Regions from separate parts of the Homo sapiens genome. Here all the other regions are linked to region 3. A link is a contact called in ENCODE Hi-C data. All regions are on one chromosome and are shown on one strand. Each heading gives the region's core, a stretch centred on a gene start or an enhancer-like site at or near the end of the contact. The rest is flanking DNA. Distances are from core to core; before and after follow the strand shown. Region 1 holds the start of UBXN1 (UBX domain protein 1). Region 2 holds the start of TTC9C (tetratricopeptide repeat domain 9C). Region 3 has its middle 8.2 kb from the start of SLC22A8.

Region 1 (4,398 bases), core at 830-3,329, 340 kb before region 3:
TGGCAGCCTGACCTAAAGGGCAAGGGAGATACTCAGTATTGTGGGCATCAAAACTGAATGAGGTGCCCAAGTAAGGAAAAGAGCTAAAGCTGGGCCCCCTTCTTCTTAGATTGAACCAGCACAACTACTATTTAAAGCACCAAATGAACAGCCACTTAGGCTCCGCTTTACTAAGTGCGGATGAGAGACTCCCAGCTCCCTCACAACCTAAGAAAGACAAGGATAAGATTATACAAAAGAATCTGGATAAATACCACATCACCAGATAGCTACATAATAAACCAAATAAAAACATGAACAAGTAAAAGGGTAACTGCTGAGTAAGAGAGAGGTATGGGTTTAAATACAACTGGGGCAGGTGAAATTTGATACCTTTCCCAAGAGTAGAGATAGGATTTCAAAAGTCATTTACAAAGAAGGGAGAGATTTGGCAAAGGGCACGTTAACTGAAAAAAGCTCTGAGCTGGGCACCTTAACACGGAACAAAGGGGTCCCAAGAGGAAGATAAGAATTAGAATCAGTACCTGTATGCGACACTGGTCATACTCCCGCTTGGTGGGAGGCTCCTGGCTGGGAGAAGAGGGAACAGGACCTGGCTCTGGTGCCACTGGGGGTGGCTGAGAGCCCACACTGCCACCATACTAAAGGGCAAAGTAAAACAGTCAATCAGGTACTCACCCATCCTCAGGTGAAACAGATCATATAAGCCCATGCTTTCCCTCTGAAGCTGGAAAAGATTTACTAACCTGCCCACTCCATTACCCGTGGCGTCTTCTCAGTCACCTACCTTCTTGGCTCTCTCTGCTTTGTCCCTCTCGATCTTTTCTCTAACTCTTTGTCTGAAATGTAGACAAGAAGAAATTAGGTCAGACATCAACAAAGCAAATCTTGATTTCTTTCTCATCTGCTATCCATCATTTCCCCTGCCCAGACCTGGCTGCTAACTCCTCGGCCTTTTCCCTCCGCCTCTCCTCAGCAGCCCGGCGCATCTCATCTTCCTGTAGCCGCTGTCGTGCTGCTGACAACTCTTGCCCTTGTCTCCTGCGCTGCCGTTCCCGTTCCAATGCCTCCCGTTCCTCTCTTTCTTCACGCTCCCGCTGCTTCTGGGCCACCAGCTCCAACATCCTGTGTTGCCGAGGGAAAACAGTTCAAGAGAAATGGACAGAGTGGGAAGGTGTAAAGTTTACAATAAACAAAATTAGGCGACATATATCCCAAAGTAGATTAAAGGAAAAGAAAATGCCAAGAAAGAGGAAATGTGGAAAGGTCAAGGTTCTTTGACCAGACGTGTACTGGGGAGAGATGGAAGACGACCCTCAGACACGTGAGATTGTTGTTACTGTACCTCTTAGTTTGTTCCTGTCTTTCCTCTTCACTCAAAGCGGGTTTGCCTTCTCCGGCAGCAGAACCAGATCCTACAAACAAACAATCGGTATTATTATCCCTTCAGATTCTCCTCGGACCCTCCTGAATAATCACACCGTGGACCCTCAGTCAGGACCTTCAAGGCCGCCTTGCTCTGAGGAAGTGGGCTCCCGTCCCAGGATATGTCCAAGGGGAGTCTCTAAAGGCTCGTCCACATCGGGGTCGTCTTCGTGCTCCATCAGCCTGGCAGGGAAAGTGGGCGGGGAGGTTAGCTTTGAGGCTGCCCCTCCCGCCAGCCCCCAATTCTCCGCCACCCGGGACGAGCGCTTACCAGTCCATCGCAGCCTCGATGCCCTGGTTCCCTGTGAGGGCCAGAGCCTTCTCCCTGGGGGCAGAAACACCATGAATAGCGCCCACGAGCCATGGTGACGGTCAGGCTGGGGCAAAGGCCGAGACAGGTCCGCGACCCCCCACACCCGCAGGCCGGGGTTGGGGAACTCCCTTACGCGCGTCCCCTGGGGAAGCCCATCTCGATGAGACTCTCAAGAGCCGTCAGCTCCGCCATGGCGCCGACACCGCGGCTTCCGCGGGGACCTGGTGTGTGACGAGAAGGAGGGCGGGAAGGGTCAGCGCGAGGCAACCCGCCCTCGACACCCGCCGACGGGCGCTCGCTCTCTCACCCGGCTCTATAGCAGCCGGGAACACCGACGAGAAGAAAGCCGAGGGGAAGCGGAAGTGCCGGATCTGTTTGGGTCACGTGGGGGCGGATGTCGACGGGTGCCGCTGAGAACCATAAAACTTCTGGCCCTGCTGCCAGGACTTTCCGTGGGTGGGAACAGGGAGGCAACCCACCAAGCCAAGGCGCCAGGCTGCTGTGGGGAAGAAAGCTGGTGCGGCTCTGAAACCCGTGGGCGGAATGAAGCCAGTTCCCGGAACTTCATCCTGCCTCACCCTCCTTAGAAATTAGAAGGAATATGGTCCCTTAGCGCAATGCTTTGGGAAGTTCTTTGGCAATGTTTGCCAGGAGCAGAAGAAATGTCTTGCTCTTTGGCCCACTCATTCTCCTTAGGGAATTGAGCCATCCTCTGCCTGACTGCCAAAGGGATTTTTGCAAAACACAATCATGTAGTCCTGTCTTCACCTCCCTGCTTAAAAATCCGTGACACTTCCACCATCTAGGACAACTTACTTTTTTTTTTATTTTTTATTTTTGAGATGGAGTTTCACTCTTGTTGCCCAGACTGGAGTGCAATAGTGCAGTGGCGCGATCTCTGCTCACTGCAGCCTCCGCTTCCCGGGTCAAGCATTTCTCCTGCCTCAGCCTCCCGGATAGCTGAGATAACAGGCGCCCACCACCATGCCCAGCTTTTTTTTTTTTTTTTTTTTTTTTTAAGAGGGAGTCTCGCTCTGTCGCCCAGGCTGGAGTGCAGTGGCGCGGTCTCGGCTCACTGCAACCTCCGCCTCCTGGGTGCATGCGATTCTCCTGCCACAGCCTCCTGAGTAGCTGGGATTACAGTCCCACGCCACCATGCCCGGCTAATTTTTGTATATTTAGTAGAGACAGGGTTTCATCATGTTGGTCAGGCTGGTCTTGAACTCCTGACCTCATATGATCCACCTGCCTCGGCCTCCCAAAGTGCTGGGATTACAAGCGTGAGCCAACGAGCCTAGCCATTTTTGTATTTTTAGTAGAGATGAGGTTTCTCCATATTGGTCAGGCTGTTCTCGAACTCCTGACCTTAGGTGATTCACCCACCTCGGCCTCCCAAAGTGCTGGGATTACAGGCGTGAGCCACCACACCCAGCTATTTTTGTTTTTGAGACAGGATCTGGCTCTGTCGCCCAGGCTGGAGTGCAGTGGTGCAATCTTGACATACTGCAACCTCAGCCTCCTGGGCTCAAGCGATCCTCCCACTTCAGCCTCCCAAGTAGCTGGGACTACAGGCACATGCCACCACACCCGGCTAATTTTTCTTTTTCTTTTCTCTCTCTCTCTCCTTTTTTTTTTTTTTTTTTTTTTTTTTTTAGACAAAATCTCACTCTGTAACCCAGGCTGGAGTGCAGTGGCACAATCTCAGCTCACTGCAACCTCTGCCTGCCCCGGGTTTAAGCGATTCTCCTGCCCGAGTAGCTGGGATTATAGGTGGCTGCCACCGCGCCTGGCTAATTTTTGTAGTTTTAGTAGTGACGGGGTTTCACCATCTTCACCAGGCTGGTCTTGAACTCCTGACCTCATGATCCACCCACCTTGGCCTCCCAGAGTGCTGGGATTACAGGTGTGAGCCACCGCGCCCGGCCTAATTTTTCTATTTTTTGTAGAGACGGGGTTTCGCCATATTGGCCAGGCTGGTCTCCAACCCCTGAGCTCAAGTGATCCACCTGCCTCGCCCTCCCAAAGTGCTAAGATTAAAGGCGTGAGCTACATACTCGGCCATCTGGGACAACTTAAATGCTAGTGGTCTGACTTCCTTCTGCGCCCACCTTGGCTTTTTTTGCGGGGAGGGGGGTTAGAACCCCCTCTCAAGTGGAGATCACAATAGCACCTACTTTGGTGCCTGGCAAGGCAGAGTATGTAAATGCTGGTAGTTATTGTGCAGTTTCATCACCCACCACTTGAGGGTAAGCTGTGCATATTGCAAACCAGACTTCACCCTCCTCTTGGCCTGTGCACCAACCAGTCTCCGCCTAGGATGTCCTGTCTCTTCACTTAGTAAACTAACTCCCAGGAGTTTTTCAGGATTCAGGATTTGCCTTCTAAGAAAAGCCTGCTTTGACCACTGCTGTCTGCCTTCCAGCTACAGTATTTAACCCATTAAGCATTTATCCCCACTGCTGTGAGTCACTGTTGATTACTTTGTGCTCCACCACTACCCGGGCTGTTAGATTCCTGAAAGTGAAGCTCACTTTAAATGTTTATTAGAAGGTAGAGTAATAATGACAATAACAGTTACTGATATTGATAATATATGCACTAGAGACTTGTGTGTGTGTGTGTGTGTGTGTGTGTGTGTGTGTGTGTGTGTGTGAGAGAGA
Region 2 (4,197 bases), core at 1-2,500, 290 kb before region 3:
GCCGCCGCCCGCCTCCGCCTCACGCGCCAGCACTGAGCCCGCGCGAGCGAGCGCACGCACGCAGGAGCGGAGGCCGCGCACGGTCCCGCTGCGCAGTGTTTGCTTCTCCTTCGTCTCCCCTCCCCCTTTCGGCTCACGGAGCCCAAAACAACGCAGCAGGGAGCTGTTTCCCCTCCAGGCCCTTGGTTCCCCAGCCGCGGGCAGGCGCGCGCGGAGGACGACGGAGTTCCTCCCGCTTCCTCCCGCCCTCTGGCGCCCCCGGGCCAATCGCCGCCGGTGCTTTTATCGCGCAGCCGCAGTGGAGTCCAAGACGGGCAAGGCTGGCTGCAGCTCAAGTGCCTCGTAGCACGGAAGCGTGTGCGCGCCGGTCTTTCAGTACTTCCAGCCGGGGAGTTCTGCGCAGCCGCCCGGAGCTCCCCGATGCCATGCCCCTCCCACCACCCTTACTTCCGTCTGACTTCCATTTGCTGTGGCGTTTTAGGGGTCGCTAGCCTCTTTTCCCTACTGTCTGTGCTTGCAGCAGTAACGACAAAAAAAAAGTCATTAGAGAATGTGTTGCAACATGTAAGCCTAGTAGCAATTGTTTTTCTGGCTAGGAAGCAAAAGGGCTCCCCAGAACGAAGAAATACTGTAATCCGGGCCCTCCTTTTTCCTCAACGCCTCAACTTCTACCCAGCAACAGAGGCCCTTGAACCCGCCCTTTTTCTCTTATTGGACAACTTGAATCGTCATTTGCCGTTCCGATTGGTCATCCGTGATCGTCCGGATTTTTCCAATTGGCGAAGCTGCCAGGGGAATTTTTTTTTTTTTTTTTTCCCAGGTTGGTCCGCTGAGGAGGCGGGGTCGTTTCTGCGGGATTATTTTTCCGGAGCCTCTTCTGATTGGGTGGTGTGGCGCAATGCGCGCGACCCTCAAGATACCAAACTGTACGCATCTCTGACCCTTTCCTCTCCTTGCTCCTGCTGGTAAACCGAAGCCCAGGAGACTTCCAGGTTTGGGCATCTGCAGAGGGCGAGGAACTGGTCACGGCGCCGGGTGGGCTTGCAGCTGTGACGCTTATGTGGACACCTCAGTGTCGCTGGTGGTTCACCTCGGCTTCCCAGTTTATTTATTGACGTCAACAAATAAATGTTGAATAAGGAAGAAGAGTTAGAATTGCTTGAAGCCCTCTGGAGTTTTAGCACTAGTCCCGCCCACTCCCTTCTACTTCCAGGTCGGGGGGGGGCGGGTCCAATAGAAAGGCGGAAGCCAGTGTCCCAGGCGTTCTCACGCCCGCAACAATTCCTGAGTAGGGCCTTGCTTGAGTTCTTCGGAAAGTCTCATCCACCCCCACATCGCCTCTTTAGGAAGTCACTTAATGTTGGGCTTCATTATTCCCACATCCCTTTCCTTACTACTTGCCTGCACTTCTTGAGAAAAAGACTGCAGAAAGGAGAGGTGGGGCTTTCAGTAGAAACAAGCAAACCGCAGGTCCCTGTGGGGGGACTCTCCAGGAAGAAGGGTAATTTCCTGCCTCCTTAAATTGGCTGCTACTGTCAGTTATTTTGCTCCCAACCCCAGAGCTTCACTTGCTCCTTCACTTCCCAGTTCCGCAAGAACCGTGGGCGACAGTTATGGAGAAGCGTCTGCAGGAGGCTCAGCTGTACAAGGAGGAAGGGAACCAGCGCTACCGGGAAGGGAAGTACCGAGATGCTGTGAGTAGGTACCATCGAGCTCTGCTTCAGCTGCGGGGTCTGGATCCGAGTCTGCCCTCTCCGTTACCTAATCTCGGACCTCAGGGCCCGGCCCTCACGCCTGAACAAGAAAACATATTGCATACCACCCAGACAGACTGCTATAACAATCTAGCTGGTAAGAACGGGGCTAAAGGGTGGCTAGAGAGCATTAAGACAGGAACATGAACATCTGTGAACATTGGGGGAAAAAACGCTGACTTTTTTTTTTTTTTACTGTCATCCATTTATTCTGCCATGAATTGGAATAACCTGTCAATCTGTGCGGCTGTAATTAAGTTGCCATAGAGCAGGGCTTCTCAGACTTCACCTGGAGAGTCTGTTAAAACACAACCTCCTCGGCCCCATCCCCAGAGATTCGGATGGGTCTGACGTGGGGCCTATCAGTTTGCATTTCTTTATTTTTTTATTTTATTTTATTTTATTTTATTTTATTTTATTTTTTTTTGAGATGGAGTCTCGCTCTGTCTCCCAGGCTGGAGTGCACTGGCGCGGTCTGGGCTCACTGCAGCCTCCCCGTCCCGGGTTCAAGCAATTCTCCTGTCTTAGCCTGCCCAGTAGCCGGGATTACAGGCGCCCGCCAGCCACCACGCCCAGCTAATTTTTTTTTTTTTTTTTTTTTTTGAGACGGAGTTTCGCTCTTGTTGCCCAGGTTGGAGTGCAGTGGCGTGATTTCGGCTCACCGCAACCTCTGCCTCCCGAGTTCAAGCGATTCTCCTGCCTCAGCTTCCTGAGTAGCTGGGATTACAGGCATGCGCCACCATGCCCAGCTAATTTTTGTATTTTTAGTAGAGACGGGGTTTCATAATATTGGTCAGGCTGGTCTTGAACTACTGACCTCAGGTAATCCACGCGCCTCTACCTTCCAAGGTGCTGGGATTACATGCGTGAGCCACCGCACCCAGCCCCAGTTTGCATTTCTAACAGCCTTCTGGGTATTGTTGATAGCTTTAGGTAATTTTGCATGCTATAGGGAAAAACTATACTTAAGGTCAGGCCATTGTTTATTTAAGGGACATTTAATATTTGTGAAACACGTTCATTTCTTTAGCTGCTAGTTTAGATCCCTTATATTCAGTGGGTCGTATAGCTTTTCCTCATTTTTCTTTTCCTTTTTCTTTTTTTGAGAAGAGCTTCGCTCTTGTTGCCCAAGCTGGGGTGCAATGGCACGATCTCGGCTCACTGCAACCTCCTCCTCCCGGGTTCAGGCGATTCTCCTGCCTGAGCCTCTGGAATAGCTGGGATACAGGCGCGTGCCACCACGCCTGGCTAATTTTTTGTATTTTTAGTAGAAACGGGGTTTCACCATGTTAGCCAGGCTAGTCTGGATTCCTGACCTCAGGTGATTCGCCCGCCTCGGCCTCGCAAAGTGCTGGGATTACAGGCATGAGCCACTGCACCCGGCCCAGTAATTTTTATTTATTGAGTGCCTATAACATGTTGGGCAGTCATTTACAGATATCTGCCATCTTCACAAAACTGCAAGGATTATCACCATTTTACAGATAAGGAAATCAGATCCTGTCACTGCCTGAAACACCCCATTGGCATCTCATCACACTTAGAAGAAAATCCAAACTCACCTCGAGGCCCCAGCACCAACTAGCTCTTTTATTTTTTTTGAGACTGAATTTTGCTCTTGTTGCCCAGGCTGGAGTGCAATGGCACGATCTTGGCTCACTGCAACCTCCGCCTCCCGGGTTCAAGCAATTCTCCTTCCTCAGCCTCCCAAGTAGCTGGGATTAGAGGCATGTGGCACCATGCCCTGCTAATTTTGTATTTTTAGTAGAGATGGGATTTCTTCATGTTGGTCAGACTGGTCTCAAACTCCCAGCCTCAGGTGATCCGCCCACCTCGGCCTCCCAAAGTGCTGGGATTACAGGCTTGAGCCACCACGCCTGGCCTTATTTTTTATTTTATTTATTTATTTTTTTTTTTGAGACGGTGTCTCACTCTGTTGCTCAGGCTGGAGTGCAGTGGCGTGATCTCAGCTCACTGCAACCTTTGCCTTCCAGGTTCAAGCGATTCTCCTGCCTCAGCCTTCCAAGTAGCTGGGATCACAGGCACCTGCCACCATGCCTGGCTAATTTTGGTATTTTTAGTAGAGACGGGGTTTTGCCATGTTGGCCAGGCTGGTCTCGAGCTCCTGACCTCAGGTGAGCCACCCACCTCGGCCTCCCAAAGTGCTGGGATTATGGGTGTGAGCCACCATGCCCTTCCCAAACTGGCCCTTTTATACACTTAATGTCCAAAGTACATTTCCACCTTCACACTTTTGTAGGCTGTCTTTCCAGCTAGAATGCCCTGTCCCTTGAATGACACTTATCCAGATTTGGACTCAAAAGTTGCTTCCTTAGAGAAGCCTTCTGTAGCTGGTGCAGTGGCTCACAACTGTAATCCCAACACCTTGGTAGGCCGAGGAGTTCAAGACCAGCCTGGGAAATGTGGCGCAACCCGGTCTCTA
Region 3 (4,876 bases), core at 491-2,990:
ACACCTTACCACCACTTCCCAATTGGGATCTCCTATCTGAGCTGTGAGGTCTCCTCCCTGTTATGCCATCCATGCTTTGGGTGGAGAGCCTCGTTCCCACTCAGCATCTCTTTTCTCATTGTTTCCAAGGCTGGGTCTTTCTTGGCTCCTCAAATCACACCTCCTCCGAGAGGCTTTCCTGGACCATGCTAGCTAGAGCAGCTTTCTCTATACCAACCGTACACTCTTTATAGCACTCATCACTGTCTGAAATGATACACTTGCTTATTATCTATCTGCCTTCTCCCCACTCAACTATAAGGCCACAAAGGCAGGGCCTTCCTGAAGGATGTATTGGCTGCTCTCTGAACCCTTGGCAGGAGTTTGTGAGTTTATATTCCCCAGATGCTCTTCAGGCACAAAAAGCTAGACTAGAGGTTTTCAACAATGTCCAAAGGGTCTTTAAAACTCTGGAGTCACCGCCATCATCGGTAGTCCTTTTATCTCCACTGGTGTGTCCATGGCAGGGCCCTGCTTTCTGCTGTCCTTTGGGGCCCTGGAAATCCCAGATCTGTTTTCAGGAAACATTCTTAGCAGAGGTAGTGCTCTGTCCCAGACCACACTTGCTGGGCCTGTTTTCTCGCCTGCAAAAATGGGCAGAATGATAACTGTTGCAAGCTCATAGGGGTGTGAGGAGGGGAGTGCACGTCGTCCTGTGAGGTGGTAACCCCAAATTCTGTCATGAAGCATGGTGTCCCCTGGGTCCTGGCTGGGAGCTCGGAGCCCATTTTATACCTACCCCCAAGTAGTGCATGTATTCTGCCTGCCTTATTTCCTGCCCACAGCCCTTGCACAGGCCTGCTCTGCAGTTGGTCTCCCTCAGCATGGCAGAAGAGCTTAATGATAAAGATGGGCTGAGCTTCCAGGAGCAGACGGCATGGGACAGAAGTCACAGATGCAAGGGAAGATACTCAGAGCCTGTGAAATCCCCTCAACTGCTCCCCTCCCCCACCAACCTTGTCCTTGGACTTGCATGTCCCTCCTCGGGAGGGGGATTGGCAGATGAAACTTTATCATGATGAAGGCAAGGGCCAGTCACAGCTGAGCTCCTGCATGTAGAGGACTCGGCAGCAGGGACCAGTCTGATGATAAAAATGACAGCAACCGTATACATAGCTGCTTGTCAGGGGAGGGAACCTGGTGCTGGGGGTGAGGGCAGGAGTTCACTGTTGCGTGCATTCGTATCTGCCAACCCAACAGTGTTCAGAATCATAGATGGCTGTTTATCTTGGGCAGGGGGGCACTGGTGGCCCACCCCAGAGCTCTGATCTCATCTTAGCTTCATCAGTGCTGTTGATGAAATTCAGAGAAGTAAAGTTTATCAGGTTTTCAGAGAACCCAAAGCTGGGATACAAGGTGTCTAAGTAGGAGAACAGAATCAAGATCCAAAGCAGTTGGAAGGTTGAATACTGGGCCTGCTTCCTTCTGGCAATGTAATTTCAGACAAGTCTCATAAAGTTTTTGAGCCCTGGTTTTCCCATCTGCAAAATGGGGACAATGCCACCGACACTGCAGTGCTGTAAGGGTTAAGAAGACAGCCTACATAGAGCACCCAGCAGAGGCTGTATGCCTGGCACACAGTAGCCCCTCACTCACTAGTGGCTACGGCTGTGATGAATACCAATGTGAGCTCCTTAGGCCAGGAGCCTTGTCTTTCGTTCCTGTATTCCTGGTGCCTGGTATGGCGTGGGCACTGAACAAATGTTTGTCAGATGAATGAACAAGATGAATTTGACAGGGATAAATGTCAGTTCCTGGACTCGCATCCAAAGACCCAGCTGCACAAGGATGCAGTGGGGGAGAAATGGCTTAGCAACAGCACATGTGAGAAAAGCCGAGGGATTGAAACTGACAGAAATTCAGTCAACATGAGGTGGCTGCCAAAACCAGCCAGGGCAAACTTGGGTAGCATTATTAGAGGCTGGGTGCTCAGAAGAGGGAGGCCACGGTGGTCAGACCAGCCTCAAGAGCCACAGACCCTTGTACGTTTCGCCTGTAGGGAGGCTGGCCAACCAGATGAGGTGGGGAAGAGTCCTAAAGACCACATATCATGAGATGCGGCTGAAGAAACCAGGGCGCTGAGCTTGGAGAAGAGAATCACAAGGCACGTGGTGGCATTCAGATCTTGCCTCTTCCACTTGCTCTGGACAATCAACAGCTCCAAGTCCCAGTTTCCTCATCCGTAAAATGTGCAAGCCACAGGTTGGAGGTCACGCCGCTGCTGGAGAAGGGCAGAAATGGGAACCCGAGCCTTACTGGACCGGCCCCCCTCCGCCTCCCTCCTGAGCTCTTCAGCACGGAGGTTGTTCACGCTGAGGACAGCTGTCAGGGAAACTGTGGGTGGCCAGAGGCCTCTGTTTCCATTTTAGGGGTTGGACCAGGATCACAGGGGCAGCTCCTTCCAGCCCTAACCCTTCCTTCTCCTTTCTTCCACTTGTGGCCGATTCTATAGTCTGGGTGCTTTCCTGGCGGCCAGCTTCCCTCTATTTGCATGGTTTCTGCGTGTAAGATTTTGTGTGCAAAAGGCTGCATCTGTTCCTCTTCTTCCCAGAAACCGCCCGGTGCCTGCAGTGCGCCCGCCTGGTGTTCCCTCTGCTCCCTCTGGTGGCTATAGCGGGTACTGCACAGGGCTCAACAGAGCCAACCAGAATAGCGTTGGAATCAGACATCTTGGTAAAAGTCCCGGCCCTCCATCAACAGATGAATGGATAAGCATAATGTGGTATAACATACAATGGAATATTATTCAGTCTTAAAATGGAAGGAAACGATGACAACTGGATGAGTCTCAAAAACATTAAGTGAAAATAAGTTGGCACAGAAGGACAAATATTTTATGATTCCATTTATAGGAGGTATATAGAACAGGTAGATTCAGAGACACAAAGTAGAACAGAAGTTACCAGGGGCTCACAGAGGGGGAAAAGGGGAGTTATGGTTTAATGGGTACTGAGTTTCTATTCGAGATAATGAAAAATTTCTGGAAATGGATAATAGTCATGGTCACACAACATCGTGAATATACTTAATGCCACTTATTGTACCCTTAAAAATTGTTAAAATGGTAAATTTTGTGTTGTATATATTTCATTACAATAAAAAGTAATACAATATTCATAACACAAAATTTACCATTTTAAGCATCTTGCTACCTAAGGGCTGCATGAGCTTCATCAAGTCACTTAGCTTCTCTGGGCCTCTGCTTCCTCATCTGTAAAGTGGGGAGAGCAATACTGCTTACCTCACTGCTACCACCCTGGTCCAAGCCACCATACTTTCTCACCTGGAGGATTGCAAACTGCCTCCTTGATGGTCTCCTGGCTTCACTTTGGCCCTTCCCAACAAGTCTTTTTCTACTAAGCAGCCATAACATCTAGAAAACTAGGTTAGATCAGTCACGCTCCTGCTTAAAATTCTCCCCACACTCCTCTTTTTGACCAACAGGATCTGGTCTGTGATCACCTCTCCTGCCTCAGTACTTTCTGCCACCTCTCCCTCACCAAGATATTACTCCATGCTCCTTTTGCCTCCAGGCCTTTGGCCTCATTGGTTACCCTGACTTGAATGCTGTTCTCCTGATTGTCTTACATTGCCAGGTCATCCTTGTCATCAAGGTCTCATCTCAAATGTCACCTTCTTTTTCTGGGGATTTCATTTCTTACCAGCCACTCCAATGTTGCCTTACCTTCTAGCCATACTCTTATCACCTCTGTCTTGTTTGATTTTCTTCATAGCACCTGTCATGATCTGAAATTGTCTTATCTCTGTGAAACTGGGTCATTTTATGGGCTGGATTTTGTAGAGTGCAAAGTAGGGTATAGTTTTTATTTTTCTTCTGCCTCCATCCTTGCACTTGCTCTGTTGCTTCTCTCTCCCCACATTGTCTTTGTCCATTTTCTGTTGCCTATAACAGAATACCACAGACTGGGTAATTTAAAAAAAATAAAAAAAGAGATTCATTTGGCTCATGGTTCTGGAGGGTGGGAAGTCCAAGAGCATGGTACTGCATCTAGTGATGGCCTTAGTGCTGCATCATAACATAGTGGCAGGCATCACATGGTGAGAGAGGGTGAGAGAGTGTGAGACACAGACAGAACTGGGGGTTGAACTTATCCTTTTACCAGGAGCCTGCTTCCGGGATAACTAACCCACTCCTCTGATAACAGCATTAACCCACTGATGAGGGCAGAGCCCTCATGACCTAATCATATCTTCAAGTTCCCACCTGTTTTTTTTTTTTTTTTTTCCAGACGGAGTTTCACTGTCATCTCCCAGGCTGGAGTGCAGTGGCACGATCTTGGCTCACTGCAACCTCCACCTCCCAGGTTCAAGCGATTCTCCTGCCTCAGCCTCTCAAGTAGCTGGGATTACAGGCGCATGCCACCAGACTCAGCTAATTGTTGTATTTTTAGTAGAGATGGGGTTTCACCATGTTGGCCAGGCTTGTCTTGAACTCCTGACCTCAGGTGATCCACCCGCCTTGGCCTCCCAAAGTGCAGGGATTACAGGTGTGAGCCACTGTGCCGGGCCCCCAGCTATTAATACCATCACAATAGCAATTAAATTTCAACATGAGTTTTGGAGGGGACATTCAAACCATAGCACCCCTCCTTGAAAATGTTTCAGCTAAGTATAGTTTACCCATTTTTTTCAGGTATTAGATCAATTTCAATTTTAGACATTAAAAGTCTGATTCTTTTAGGAGATGTACATTGAAGGATTTAAGAATGAAGAGTCATGGTGTCTGAAGCTTGCTTTCAAGTGATTTAGCAAGACCATGTATACACACATACACACAATGTTAACAAGTTTTGAATCTAGGTGGTGAATATATAGG

Evidence for each region. A loop is a pair of places that touch in the nucleus more often than their neighbours do. Pooled maps may share reads with other maps.
Region 1: a loop to region 3 is called in a map of naive thymus-derived CD4-positive, alpha-beta T cell, with 31 times the contacts of the local background. The contact joins the promoter of UBXN1 here to the enhancer-like site in region 3. A Hi-C loop is called at or near these places in 2 of 168 maps with a recorded cell type or tissue (CD4-positive, alpha-beta memory T cell and naive thymus-derived CD4-positive, alpha-beta T cell) and 7 of 50 pooled maps.
Region 2: a map of A673 shows a loop between it and region 3 (8-fold over the local background). The contact joins the promoter of TTC9C here to the enhancer-like site in region 3. A Hi-C loop is called at or near these places in 3 of 168 maps with a recorded cell type or tissue (A673, CD4-positive, alpha-beta T cell and OCI-LY7) and 10 of 50 pooled maps.

Annotation. Positions count from the first base shown.
Region 1 is chr11:62,676,994-62,681,391 of GRCh38, forward strand. It overlaps UBXN1 (UBX domain protein 1), which reads right to left and starts at 2,080. Exons shown (of 9, transcript NM_001286077.2): 1 at 1,872-2,080; 2 at 1,697-1,750; 3 at 1,502-1,608; 4 at 1,346-1,415; 5 at 934-1,125; 6 at 788-839; 7 at 525-641; 8 at 1-12. The coding sequence starts at 1,930. RefSeq lists an enhancer at 1,839-2,168.
Region 2 is chr11:62,727,236-62,731,432 of GRCh38, forward strand. It overlaps TTC9C (tetratricopeptide repeat domain 9C), which reads left to right and starts at 1,251. Exons shown (of 3, transcript NM_173810.4): 1 at 1,251-1,851. The coding sequence starts at 1,614. It overlaps HNRNPUL2 (heterogeneous nuclear ribonucleoprotein U like 2), which reads right to left and starts at 222. Exons shown (of 14, transcript NM_001079559.3): 1 at 1-222. It overlaps HNRNPUL2-BSCL2 (HNRNPUL2-BSCL2 readthrough (NMD candidate)), which reads right to left and starts at 149. Exons shown (of 24, transcript NR_037946.1): 1 at 1-149. RefSeq lists silencers at 1-42, 213-372 and enhancers at 633-682, 933-1,132, 1,523-1,632.
Region 3 is chr11:63,021,616-63,026,491 of GRCh38, forward strand. No RefSeq gene overlaps it. Among named protein-coding and RNA genes, the nearest start is that of SLC22A8, 8.2 kb to the left of the region's middle. Within about 2 kb of position 1,741, at least 3 of the 41 ENCODE cell types and tissues checked have a DNase peak (open chromatin) inside an H3K27ac peak, as active enhancers do.